Linked DNA regions of Homo sapiens: region 2 is linked to region 1. Evidence: chromatin loops called from intact Hi-C (ENCODE). Cell type or tissue: IMR-90. All regions are shown on one strand. Links, peaks and the distances in the headings refer to the core of each region. The heading gives the core; the rest is flanking DNA. Region 1 overlaps PANX1 (pannexin 1). Region 2 has its middle 58 kb from the start of VSTM5.

Region 1 (4,397 bases), core at 200-4,199:
CTCCTCTTGAGAGAGGTGAGCAGGAGAACCCATGTTTAGTAGCACATGGTTGCTGATCTTTTTTTCCCAAGCCCAGGCAAACAATCCTCAATCAGAAAGCAAGTGATTTGTGCTTTAGAAATTCCAGAATCTGTGGGCCCTTAATCAAGGACTCTCTTTCTTTAGTCACTGCCAGCTGGATTTTAGCAAGCAGCATGAAGCCTATGGAATTTTATGTTTCCAGCAGACAGCAATGAGCCTCAAGACATTTTGGAATGCATCTCCCATTACATCTTCCATGAAATGACTCTCCCTAAAGGGAAGGCAAGAAATATTAAGACATTTTTCATTACTTACTCAGTTTTATTTAGGTGGACACAACAGTGAAGAACTCAAACATGGTTTGACCTTTATCTACAGACACAGCAGCCTGGATTTTCAGCCTTTCATTCCTTTTAAATGAAAGTCAGCAGGCTCAAAATGCAGAGCTTGGCTAAGTCACTTCTGTGGAAATATGAAATATAGTAGTGATAACCACCAAGGGCTTTCAAATTCTTGTGTTCTTCTAAGGATCCTTTCCTAACACCATGATTTGTTCTCATCTTTGTGGAAATGAAACCAAGATGGTCTTAATTTGTAAAGTCCTTTTTCCTCTGTTGGCAGTCTTCTTACAAAGGATGCAGCAAAAAGAACACATTTTTCTTTCAAAGTTTTGAAGAAATATAGTCATTAAAAAGAATTTAAATTATGCCTAAAGCACCACTTTACAGAATACCATTAAATTGTAATTACGTGCTTTTAAAAAGCCAACTTGTTAAAGAGGAGCTGATGGTTTCAGTTTTTGTAGGGAACACTTGTAACACTGCAGAATTCTACAAGGGCTTTCTCCTCTGGTGGGCAGGGAAAAAACCACTCAAGTCATGAGAAACTTTTATAGCTTTCAGGAACTTGAAGAACAACTGCTGATTAAATTTCATGCTTTAGTGACGAAGTATTTTTACAGCTAAAAAAGGAACCCAGAAACATAATACATTTCATTTAAAGCAGGCAGAAAAACCAACCACAAATTAATATCTATTGTATTCCACATGGCACTATATAATCGTTGTCAATCGTTTTAAATGGTTTCACTTTATTTGTGAAAAATAAAGCCAAAATGCCAACAACTTCCAAGAAGGAACCATTTCATCATCTCCATCCCCTCAGATAAAACCTCAATTACTGGTAATTGTACATTTCCATCAATATCCCTTTTAAAGAGGTTTATTCTGAGGAATTACTGAGACCAGGAGCTTTAAAAGCTTCAATTTCCCTAATCACTGAGAGGCAATCTTGAACTTCTATTGAACTTGGAAAGCGGTCAAGACTCACTCCATAATAAGAAGTTAAGGACTGTCACTACTTAAGGTGGAAACCTATTCATTTGCAGAAATAGTCCTCTTTCTACCAAGAGGCTAATGAGCCTCCCCTCCCCTTCCCCTCTCTAAAATAAAATCAGTTTGCCTTCTAAAATCAAATAACAGTTGCCAACAAATTAGGATTTATCCTAAGAGTTTGTCCATTCATTTCAACAAACATTTGAAGAATGCCTCATCTGGGCCAGTCTCTGTTTTAAGCACTTGCGATATAGCAGTGCATAAAAATTCTCACCCTTACAAACCTTTGATTGACCCAGGACTGACAGTAAGCAAAACAAACCAAACACGAGCACATTTTAAAAAGGTGTCTAAAAACCTGCCTGATAGCTGAGCTAATTCTCATAGGCACAAACTGCCCTGACCTGAGCTCACTCTTGGACAAGCAGTTCCCACAAATGAAACTAAACATGCAAACCAGACCCACTGTACAGGTGGAAGTTTCCAGCTTTCTCACAGTACAAGTTTAAGGTAGGACGCAGCATTTTATAGTGTTACGTCCTTCCTCCCCACATTCCTGTGAGGCGGAACAAGAACAATTACTTGACCCTGGAGGAAGACGACGCCTTGTGGTCAGGGAGAGAACAGCAGTTCATGCTGGCTGCCTCGTCTTTCCAGGCCTGCTGCTGCCCAGGCTTCTACTGACCTTGTTAGGTCTGATTCTAGAAAATGAAGGCAGGTACTCAAAAGGTACAGTTCACCCAGAAGAATGTAAATGTGACTGAGCTAAGCAAACGTACAGCTGAGTCTTAGTGTTGGGGGAAGTAGCTTTCATGAAGGCAAAGGGAGCCCCATTCTCGGCCGTATGGCTTGCTCTTCAGCCGTTGGAGTGCAGCTTTTTCAGAGGCGTGGACTAAAATGACCTCCTAAGGTGCACTGAAAATGTTGGCTGTAGATCTGAGGAGAGGGTCCATAGCTATAAAAATATTTGCAAGGGGATTGTAACCCCTCGAAGTTTAAGAACCTCTATGTTGGAAGTCTCTGCCTATCCCTTTGTAAAAGTGAAGATGTGTTGGAACGCTGCTTTCACAGTACTCTATGTCCCTCCCAGTTGCAACAATGTTGTTTCCAGCCTGGTTCAGCAGCTTGCTGGTGGTTTACTAGGCAGACATGAGCCAGAAACAAAATCAGCAACCCTGGAGTGGTCATTTAGGATCAGTTTTGTCTCCTTTTACAAAGCAATGAGTGCTTTATAAAAGCATTTCTCCTCAGGAAACTGGCTCCTCAAAAGTCGTTCTCCAAGCCAGCAGCTCACAGTAGATGGATGAGTTTACCTGTCCTAATAATACTTTTTATTATAATACTTTTATTACTGATACTTTATTATAATACTTTTATTACTGATACTGATACCTAGTAATACTTTTATTAGATGAAATGTATCCCCAGGCCTCCACATCAGCCTTCTGGGGCCCTGACAGTTGTTTACCAGTAGCTCCACAACCTCCACAGGCTTGTTCTCTCATCCCTGTGAGGGAAGGTTCAAAAGGCAACTGGATTCCTTACTATTCAAAATCACTGTGACTATTTCACACAAACTTCAACCTAGAGGATTTGCAGCTAAAGAACCTTAAGGTGGTCATCTGCCTCTGGGAAAAATGATTACTATATTCTCAAAACCAGCAGTTACAGGAACTATAGGAGAGAAAACAAAAACAATGTGCCCTCTCCCAAGAACACAGAGCATTTGCTAGGAGTTTTCTGGCATAGCCTTTACTGTGGCTACGCTTTCTCCTCTTAGGCACCAGCCCATGTTTCTGCTGCCTTTTACTGGACTCTGAAGTCCTCAAGGATGGGACCTGCCTATGCATATCTGCACATCCAACTTGGTACTGGTGCCTGGGACATCACAGACCCTACTGGAGTTCAGAGAGTGGGAATGGCTTGGAGACTTCCTGGTGTCCTAAAATATCAATTTTTACCGTTTCAAAATAGAAATTAAGGATAGTCTACAGAAGATGAAGCTTTTTGTAAAAAAAAAATCATATCCTAGAAAATGTATCTCGTAAATCTTTTTAAATTTTCAAAAGAAACCAGTGTAGAAACTTGTGATGGAACATCTCAGATACGGCAATATAATAATTTTGCAAATTCCATTATTTAGGTTACTGCCATTTCTAAGTCACAGAATAATTCAACAGTAATAAATATCATGTAACAGAATAATTTAACGCACTGATTGCTACTTTGATATTTATCATCAGCTTTCCATTTCAGAAAACATCACAGAAGTACAAATAAAATCTGCTTTTCTGAATATTCCAAAAGGCAGACAGCAGCTTATATAATTTCCGTTCTTCAGAAAACAGTAATTAGATTATGTAAACAACTGTCCGTAAGAGCTAAAAGTAAACTTGGAGGTTCCTGAGGATTACTGAACTTATGCAACATGCTAACTTTCTAAGACTAAAACTGGGAAGTTCCACAGATGTTAAAGATTTTTGTGTGTGTGTGTAAAATGTGAACATAGGATCTATTTACATAGTTGGAATTGGGAACAGTTTTTAACATGTTCTGAATCAGCTTTAAATGTTTATGAAATAAGCTTACATTTGTCTTATCCAACCATTTATAATCTTTATTCTATAATTCTCCACCAGTGCTAGAATTTTCTTCCCAAATGGCCTCAATTCGGACACTGAATAAACGATAATGAATTTTTTAAAGCTGTGCTTAAATATAAACAAAATAAACCGCTAAGTTTTTCTGGCTCCAAGCACGCCATATGAAGCATGCCAATGTCACTTATGTGCCCTGATCACATTCAGGCAAAGTGTTCTTCACTTTAAATACTCCTGTGTTCCATTATTGTTTAAGTAAAATCCTATTTCAAATGCCTTTGATAACAGAGAAACCGCCTGTAGACAAACTCTTTGAAAGTGACTGAATTAATGTCTTCTGTGATGTCAGATTTCCCCACTGGGCTCTTTTGGAAGCATTCTTCCTGAATTGAAGTCACTGTGAATATCCTTTAGATTTCATCTTGTTAACTCAGTTTTCAGT
Region 2 (4,397 bases), core at 68-4,067, 270 kb after region 1:
ATTTTACCACAATAAATATTCATTAATTTAAAATGTGTCTTTAGGCCAGGCACAGTGGCTCACACCTGTAATCCCAGCACTTTGGGAGGCTGAGGCAGGAGGATCACTTGAGGTCAGAAGTACCAGACCAGCCTGGCCAACATGGTGAAACCCTGTTTCTACTAAAAATTCAAAAATTAGTCAGGCATTGTGACATGCGCCTGTAATCCCAGCTACACGGGAAGCTGAGGCAGGAGAATTGCTTGAACCCAGTAGGCGGAGGTTGCAGTGAGCCAAGATCATACCACTGCACTCCATCCCAAAAAATTTAAAAAATTTAAAAATTAAAATTAAAATAAGTAAAATGTATCTTTAATTAAAATACACTATTAATCAAAAATAATTTTATTCAAGTCAGCCCCACCTAGTGAGAGAATGTAGCTGAATGAGTAACAGGTAGGCTACCTGGCTCTTAGGAAGGAATAAGGCAACGAGAGAGAAGCCTCTGGATTCGCAGGTTACAAGCTGGGGAAGTGGGTGAGGGCAGAGGTGATTCTGCTTTGATGAACAGAAATTGGGGAGAAACACTATAAAAAGAGTTCAGGTCCTTGTCATAGACTGTGCTATCATAGTACATATCATTTCATCCTGTTAGCATGACAAATTGAATCTCAATACTCTTTCTCCAGTTTTCCTGGGAGATAAAATATGCTAACCTATCCAAAAAAAATACTCTCCAGGAAAATCCACTAACACCGAGTCCCCCATAAACCACATCCAATGCAAAGGGAAGCATGAAAAAACCCGTAACAGCCTTCTACCCAAGGACTAGGGTGGGCAAACAGAAGCTGGCCAATCTCTCCTTTGTTGATAACCCAATAAACACCCTTCTTATCCTTTTAAAACTGGTATTCAGTTTAGGAAGAGATCATTTGGGTTGAAGCTTGCAGATGGGCCAGAGGAGGACTGAAATGGGCTGTGTGAATTTTTACAGTAGACCTGCATGGATGTCTTTGGGGCTTCCCTCATTCTTGGAGCACCAAAATATTTGCAACTTTTTTAAAAATTAGAAAAAGCTGCCTTATTTATTCTCGATGCATTTTTCCAGGAAGTTTCCAAAGCAGTCTTCCATTCATTCATTTATGTAATAAATATTTACCGAGTGCCTGTGGGCATTAGACTCTGTGCTAAGCACTGGGCAATAGTGAGCAAGCCAGCTCAGGTCCTTGCCCTTGTGTTGATTACAATCTAAGAGTGCTCAAAATCTCTAATCCTCCGAATCATTGGCCTTGAAGCTCCCCAATGGATTCTCAGTATTCATCTAAAGCATTAGAGTGTGGTGGTACAGGTATGGGATTTAGAGCAAATAAGACCTGAGTTCAAACCCCAGCACTCTCTTCCCAGCTGTGCTACCTTGAAAAAATGTTTTAACCTCTTGAGTTTTAGTTTGTTGTCTGTGAAGTGTGACTGATAATCTCATCTGCTACACGGGGTTGTTGGAAGAACTGAATGAGGTAATATATGCAGAGTATTTCCAATATCTCCTGGCCAGGTGTGGTGGCTCACTCCTGTAATCCCAGCATTTTGGGAGGTCACTTGAGCCCAGGAATTGGAGACCAGCCTGGGCAATATGGCAAAACCCCATCTCTACCAAAAATACAAAAATTAGTCAGGTGTGGTGGCTCATCCTTGTAGTCCCAGCTACTTAGGAGGCTGAAGTGGAAGGATCATCTGAACCTGGGGAGGCTGAGGTTGTAGCGAGCTATGACTGTGCCACTGCACTCCAGCCTGGGCAGCAGAGTGAGACCCTGTCTCAAAAAAAAAAAAAAAGAAGAAGAATTTTGATGCTGCAACTTTCTTCAGAAGAAGCAAGGCCTGATAGGAGACACAGACTTAGGTGTCAGGGAGTCCAGGGTTTGGTCTCCATCCACATCTTCAAAGGTGTCACAAATTTACCACCTCAGTCTTACCAGACATTAAATGGTAATAACACCCACTGCCTCCTTGCTCTGTTGTAAGGATATTTTAATTACTTCTTGCAGAGCACTTTGAAGCTGAAAGTGCTGAGTAAGTATCCCAAAATAAAAATAAAAAAGTGCATCACTTGTTAGAAAAACACCAAACTGGTGCCTGTCCCTTTGTCATTAGAGATGTGGCCCCCACAACACCAGCTTCTTTTCTTTGACCCACACCAAGTGAGATCAGTTTAAATAACACCACGTGTTATTTCATGTGCATTCCTAAGATGCCAGTGGCCACATCCCAAGGAGTATAGCATTAGTCAGGGTGCTCCAGAGAAGCAGAATGAACAGGATGCTATATATGGACAGAAAGATTTGTTTTAAGGAACTGGCTCATGCAGTTGTGGAGGTACAGCGAGCCCACAATCTGATGATATAGGCCAGCAGGCTGGAGACTCTGAGAAGAGTTGTGGTTCAAGTCCAAAGGCAGTTCACTGGCAGAATTCCCTCTTCTTCTGGGGACATGCCTTTTTCTCTGAAGGCCTTCCACTGATTGCATGAGGCCTACCCACATCATGCAAGGTAATCTGCATTATGCAATCTACTGATTCAAATGGTAGTCTCATCTCAACAACAACAAGAAAAAAGACCTTCATTGAAACATCTAAAATAATGTTTGACCAAAGATCTAGGTATCATGGCCTCGCTAGACCATAAGATCAACCATCACAACTGCATGTTCTCAGACGTGTTGCCAGAACCTGCCTTGGAGGGTCACCATCTTTGCTGCTAGGTCCACCTCTGGGGCCCTGGGTTGCTTGCTCCCACTAGCCATCCACATTGGTGCCTCATGCCTTCGGGAGTTTCTTGCCCTATGTTATCGCCTACCCACAGCCTGCCTGTGCGTGGAGAAGAGCCTGCTCTGGCCCAGCCTCCTGATCTTCTCCCTCCCCAGAGAAGATAGGATGAGTGGAAGACCAGACCAGCTTCCTCCATTTGTTCCCCAAAAACAGTTGGTCTCAAAATGTAGTCCCCAGTCCATCAGCAATCACTTCACCTGGGAACTTGTTAGAAAGGCAAATTCAGGGGCCTCTCCTCAGCCCTACTGAGTCAGACACACTGGAGTTGGACCTCACAATCTGGTTTTAATAAGCCCTCCAAGAGACTCTGATACACACTCGAGTTTGAGGACCACTGGCTTAAGAGAAGTACAAAAAATGCTGCCTGAAAGCAACTTCTAGGAAACTAGTTTTCTTTCTTTCTTTCTTTCTTTTTTTTTCAGAGTCTCATTCTGTCACCCTGTCTGGAGTGCAATGGCACAATCTTGGCTCACTAACCTCCGCCTCCTGGGTTCCAGCAAGTACTTCCGGCTAATTTTTTGTATTTTTTAGTAGAGATGAGGTTTCACCATGTTGGCCAGGCTCATCTCGAATTCCTGACCTCAGGTGATTCGCCCGTCTTGGCCTCCCAAAGTGCTGGGATTACAGGCGTGAGCAACCGCGCCCAGCAGGAACCTAGTTTTATTATCTCCTTTCTCTATCTTTCTTTTCTCCTTTCTGTATCCTTTCTCTGTCTTTCTCCTTTCTACTATCTTGACACTATCTAGTGAACACCTTCCCTTTGCGAGATTTCAGGACTGGCTTCTCAGCACACAAGAGTTTCCTAAAGTGTGAATCGCACTATGGACTAGGCTCTTTTCTAAAGTGCTTTAATTACATTCAATTGATTTCATTTAAAATGATGTTTTTTCTAAGTTTGTGTGTTTATCCTTCTGAAGGGCATATGGCTTAAAACTACACTAAGACATTGGAACATCCCTATCAGTTCCTTTAATCCTCACAAAAATCCCATAAGCCAAGTACTAATACTATTGTCTTTATTTCACAGATCAGGAAACTGACATGCAAAGAAGTTAAGTCATTTGCCAAGGAATCTGATTCCAGAATAACATCTCTAACCATGATACTCTCTTGCATGGGACCCCTCTCTTCACTTCTGAGGTGTGTGTACCTTAGCCTTGAAGGCTGGTTAGACCTTACAGTGGACAAGATAGCCTCCATCCAATGTCACCCACATCTAACCTCGGGCCTCCACTAGCTTGTGGCTTGCTGGGTGTACCTGCTTCTAGAGCATTTCCCAAAGGGTCTGTGAATTCCCTCCAAGGTGTGTTGCCTGCATCAGTAAATCATGTAATTTGTTCAAACTCTTTCAGCAGCTCCTGCCTACAGTGACCAAGGTGGTCAAGGGGAGTGTGGAATTGCTAAAAAGAGTTTGCAACGTGGCCCACTTACCAACTCTGTAGGACCTGGGAGAATAGCTAAATACAAAAGCTCAAGCTCACATGTTTAGCAGTATTTAGTACAAGCAGAAGTTTATGTACTCAGAACTTTAAAAGGTACAAAAAACCCTTCATTACAAGCAATGCCAAGGACTGTTTCATTAAGCAAACATTCTGAT

Evidence for each region. Peaks named below come from ENCODE experiments on the same cell type or tissue, not always from the same donor. Only the 100,000 strongest peaks of a DNase experiment are listed, where the experiment ranks them.
Region 2: it touches region 1 in a loop (3-fold over the local background); 7 of 110 quality-filtered maps call a loop at or near these places.

What each region holds. Positions count from the first base shown.
Region 1 is chr11:94,181,521-94,185,917 of GRCh38, reverse strand. PANX1 (pannexin 1) reads right to left here. Exons shown (of 5, transcript NM_015368.4): 5 at 3,950-4,397. Among named protein-coding and RNA genes, the nearest start is that of PANX1, 55 kb to the right of the region's middle. In IMR-90, for the core only: a CTCF peak has its summit at 1,961; DNase peaks (open chromatin) are centred at 297, 1,937 and 3,817; H3K27ac peaks cover 141 bases.
Region 2 is chr11:93,906,782-93,911,178 of GRCh38, reverse strand. It overlaps the pseudogene LOC101060084. Among named protein-coding and RNA genes, the nearest start is that of VSTM5, 58 kb to the right of the region's middle. RefSeq lists a silencer at 2,697-2,882. In IMR-90, for the core only: no CTCF peak of the experiment used is centred there; a DNase peak (open chromatin) is centred at 2,258; H3K27ac peaks cover 750 bases.